Regions from separate parts of the Mus musculus genome. Here region 1 is linked to region 2. The links are chromatin loops, found by intact Hi-C in ENCODE. Cell type or tissue: gastrocnemius. All regions are shown on one strand.

Evidence for each region. Hi-C counts contacts between places; a loop is a spot of excess contacts. Peaks named below come from ENCODE experiments on the same cell type or tissue, not always from the same donor. Only the 100,000 strongest peaks of a DNase experiment are listed, where the experiment ranks them.
Region 1: it touches region 2 in a loop (2.0-fold over the local background); 6 of 42 quality-filtered maps call a loop at or near these places.

Annotation. Positions count from the first base shown.
Region 1 is chr8:127,423,256-127,425,755 of GRCm38, reverse strand. The region is part of intron 19 of Pard3 (par-3 family cell polarity regulator); the gene reads right to left. Among named protein-coding and RNA genes, the nearest start is that of Gm9909, 30 kb to the left of the region's middle. In gastrocnemius, no CTCF peak of the experiment used is centred here; a DNase peak (open chromatin) is centred at 1,336.
Region 2 is chr8:127,588,244-127,590,743 of GRCm38, reverse strand. The region is part of intron 22 of Pard3 (par-3 family cell polarity regulator); the gene reads right to left. Among named protein-coding and RNA genes, the nearest start is that of Gm32478, 41 kb to the left of the region's middle. In gastrocnemius, CTCF peaks have their summits at 1,262 (motif pointing left) and 2,221 (motif pointing right); DNase peaks (open chromatin) are centred at 1,263 and 2,234; H3K27ac peaks cover 937 bases.

The sequences.
Region 1 (2,500 bases), 160 kb after region 2:
TTACAAAGGTCTTTAACCTTTCCTGACATTGGTGTTATCTGGCTCTAATCCACCATCTGCCTCCAGAAGAAATGGTAGCCTAGGAAACACTTTCCTTAGAGCTTGGGGTATAACTCAGTTGATGAAGTGCCTGCCTGGCACTCACAAGGACACTGGGTTCTATGCCCCATATCACATAGGCCAGGGGTGGTTACATATAGAACCCATGTAATTCCAGCACTCAAGAGGTGGAGGTCAAGCTCATACTCAGCTACATAGTAACTGAGGCTAGACTTGGCAACATTAAACCCTGTCTCAAAATGAGGCAGACAAAACAAAAAGAGATCTCAGAAATTGTGTCTCTTTTCCTCTCTGTGAACACACAGATATGAACTGAGGGGGGTTGTTAGAAGAGGCAAGTCCACATTTTCAGGTAGACACAGAAACTGTAGCCTTATACACAATGCTTGAACTAGGGCTATGATTTTTGTGATGTGGGCACAAGAAGAAATGATGATCCTGGCCAGTGGCCCTTGGGCTTGCTATAAATGTCACTGTATGTAAGCTATAAGAGACTGCAATTACACCTTAAGCAGAGTTCAGGATCCTGCCTCACACCTCCAAACATGGCTATGTTCTGCCCACTTACAGGCCATTGCTTCAATCCTTTGGGAAATGGGTGTAGTCCCAAATTTGTGATAACTGACCAAATTACCAGGAAAAAGTTCTCAGAAGTTCTAAAACCTATGTATTCTGGAATACTATAATGTGCTGATTGGAAGCTGATGGGTATTCTCTGAGTCCTGCTTGGGGACAAGCTGTTATTAAACCTTCTATCCAATGCACACAATCTTTTGTCTCCTCACACTTCTCAAATAATACCCATACATGTCTGTCTCCCATCCGCACCACTCCGGAAGTGAAGATGGCTGGCAGACAGCAGCTACAAAGCGATTCCTATGGAAACAAAGGCACTGACTTCCCAACCACACATGGATCCAGCATGTGAGCAGGATTCCTCTGCCTCCAGGAGATGCCTGCTCTCCTCCAACAAAGCCTCATAGCACCAGCCATAATCAAGCTATGGCTTACATGCATACCGTACGCGAACTAGCTCTAACTGGCCTCAGGTATATCCTAGCTAGCGTCACCACCATTTGAACATTTGTTAAAATGTATCACCATTTGATAAAAATATATCATCTAATACATTTTACGACCCTTTACCATGTCTGAAACAAAAGAGAACTCAATAAATGTAAATGATTTAGTGTTCCACAGCAACCATTATCATAAATCATGAATGGAGCAGGAGCAGCAATACGGTCGGTTCTCTGCCTAATAGTTTTGGCAGGACTTCAGGGGGCATATGTCTTCTCTTGGCTCCGTAACAGAATAAACATGGTGCCTTCACAACTCGCTATATGCTGAAGCAGTGTTTGTGCCAATTCTTCCCATATTCAGAATAATTTTCTCATGTATGTAATGCAACTTATTCCCTAAATTGGACGAAACAGAGTAAGTATTAAATGATTTATTAACTTTGCTTTTGTAATCTCATTTTATGAGATGAAAACTCCTATCTCACTTTCCTGCCCCCAGCAAGAGCACTGTTTAAATGGCACTTAGACATCAGAGGATTCTTTATTCTTGCACTAAACATTCAGATTTAGGTAATACCTCATCACAGAAAAGCTGCTGGGGGCATGCTGATCTAACCAATGCCTTTGAATGCCAACTAATTAAAAATATTTAGCAATATGGAATTTCATATGTACAAACATAAGATGTTCTTTTACGGATTCACATTATATACACTTCGACTCAGAACAAAAAGAATTTCCCTGCTATACCCTTCTCTTCTGTGTAAACACTTAAAAAAAAAAAAGAAGTTCAAATGAATTGGTTACATGTGTTTAATTTGTGAAAAACATGTATATGATTTAAGGACACAGGCATAGTAGATGATAAGATTAAAACCTATCTGTATATTTAGGACTAGCTCTATTGTAACAATTACGAAATAGTTTACAACCTTAGGCTAGGAATATGCAAAACACTCGTGTGAACAATAACTTTACTAAGTAAACACTAGCAATGTGTCTTGTCAGCAGCAAGTGACTTTTCTGTTCTGTTCCTACTATAAACTCCGCACAGAACTCATCATGAGCTTATATTTAGATAATGTACTATTCTAAATGCAGCATAAACGTTACTGTTTTCCACTTAAATCCTGCTCATCTTTACAGACAACCTGTGTAAGAGAAGATGCTAACTCCCTTCTTCTGAACACACAGAGAAGCCCCTGTCCTTTTTACTGGGGTAACCTGCCCCTGGCACAGAACTCTCAGCCCCTTCCTGAGTGATTGCTGTGAAGATGGCACTTGCTCTTTCCTCTTTTAAAGGTAAGATTGAGAAGCCGTTTCTTCCCTTTGATGTGCCAGTCATTCTGCAATTAAGACGTACCTAATCACTATGTTTTCAACAGATGCAAATGTGACTCAATTAAAATTCTAGACCA
Region 2 (2,500 bases):
CAGCACCAAAGTAGATTCAAAGGATGACTGAGACAAAAGAAGTCTTAATGAGGAGTCTAGAAATTGCATTTCCAGAGACCCCATATCATGAGGATCTGTACACAGATGATGGGGGTTTAGCATGCTCTCTACTAACATACAAAAGACAACTTTGGTCCAAATGCTAACACTTAGTTTCTCTTGCAATACTGGTTTCTGTAGCTTGACTGCTTGTGTGTGTGCATGTGTGTGTGTGTGTGTACTATTTGAAAATTTGCTTTAGTTCAATAATGATGTAGGCTTTATTCTACTGTATTCTGGGTCCTGTCCTACAGACTTCTGGCCCATCATAGATGCATGGTATAGTGGGACTTGGAGGTCATTAGAAACAGGACACCTGGCTTGGAGCTTCCTGGTGGGCCGTGTGTGTTTCTCCCTTATGACAGCTGACACATTTATTTGTGCTAAGTGTAAGAGGAGCTTCTGCAGGCCTGCTAACTTGATACTCTTGGTATACAGGGTGAGGGCACAGGTTGCACAACCGTCCCTGTCCCCACTTACTGGTCTGAGAATGACCATCTAGGAGAATATGGTAAGTGTGCTGTTTATGAAGACTGAGCCAATCAGGGCAGGGCCCAGGAGACATTCAACAAGTAGGCTCTAAGATGGTAGGGGAGGGGTTCTAGGTTCCAACAGGCCAGAGAATGTTCTTCAATTTACCTTCAGTGTGTGAGTATGTATGTGTATTCTCATGTTTCTATGGATACATGTACAGATGCACATGGAAGGCAGAAGTCAACTTGGATGTTGTCCCTCAGGTAACTTACTTTATATGACCGAACCTAACTAGGACCTGGGGCTCACTGACTAGACTAGACTGGCTGGCCAGCAAGCCCCAGAATTTGCCTGTCTCTATTTCTTTATATTGGGATTATCATTGCCAGTGTTTTGTTTTGTTTTAACATGGGTGCTGGAGATCAAACTTAGTTCCCTATGTGTGTGCACAGTAAGAACTTTACCAACTGAATTATCCATTCCTAGCTCACTCTTTCTTTCTTTCTTTCTTTCTTTCCTTCCTTCCTTCCTTCCTTTCTTTTGTTTTGTTTGTTTGATTTTGGTTTTCCAGACAGCGTTTCTCGGTGTAACCCCAACTGTCCTGGAACTCACTCTGTAGACCAGGCTGACCTTGAACTCTGAAATCGCCTACCTCTGCCTCCTGAGTGCTGAGATTAAAGGTGTGTGACACCTCTAGCTGGAGCAGTGCTGGAGCGCTCCCCCTGGTGGTGAAGATAAGGTAGAGCCAGCAGGCTGACCAGCTCAACTACCACCCAGGCCCAGATCCAGGACTCTGAATTGGCCCATCTCAAAACCTGTATCATCTGTGGAAGGCTGAGACCCATGAAAAGGCCAGCCCTGCTGTTCTAAATCTACAGGATCTCCAGCACACAGGGAAACAACAGGATATTGGGGAGGAGTCCTGATGAGGGTCCAATATTGATAGTATCACAGAAACCGGGTATCTCAAGCAATGAACACTCTCAAGTGAAGATGTGCAGGCAGAGAGGTACACTGTGAGGAACACTGTGACACACTACAGCTTTCACGATGAGACGCCTTCTATGCTTTGTTTTGTTGTTGATGTTGTTGTTGATGGTGGTGGTGGTGGTGGTGTGTGTGTGTGTGTGTGTGTGTAAAGGGACAGGGAGAGGAGCAGGACTGCACTGCATGATGGGAAAGTCACAACAAATCTATAAAGGTTTAAAAGAAAAACAACAACAACAACAACAAACCCAAAACCACCAGAAAGGTGTGTGCCACCACCGCCCAGAAAAACAGAAATTATAAATATTATTTTACCTTAAATTTAACCATTGACTTAATGTATTGTTTTGATCCAAGACAAGCCAAACACAAGAGGGCAGTTGGCAGTCAGTAGCTACCACTACTTTATATTCTGCACTGCTGTTTTCTGTTTGCTTTCCTAAGTCATTTATTTCTACCATGTCAACTGCAGCCCCTTGATCTCTGAATGGCAGTCCTGAGGGACAGATGCAGTGGGTTTGGAGATAGAGTTATTCCTGGGGCTCAGCAGGCCATGTGTAGAAAATATTGGGGGTGGGAAGGAAGCTGTTAAGATCAGCTGTTAATTTTTTGTTTATTTTTACTATGTGTTTTTATATGTATGGATGTTTGACAGGCAGGCATACTACTGCATCACGTATATGCAGTGCCCACAGAGGCCACAGGAGGGCATCAGATCTCCTGGGACTGGAATTAACAGAAGGTTGAGACAACAGGTGGGTCCTGGGAATTGAACCCAGGTTCTCAGGAAGAAAAGTCGGTGTGCTTAACCTCTTTGCAATCTCTCTGCCCCCTTAACTTTTTAGAAGTTTGGGGCTTTATCAAACGACTCATTAAAATTGCGAGAATGCAACCTCTTGGTGCTAGAGAGACCAACGTTTTCCTTCCACTGCTCAGGTACTTGGCAACAAGTACCTTTACCAACTGAGCCATTTCACCA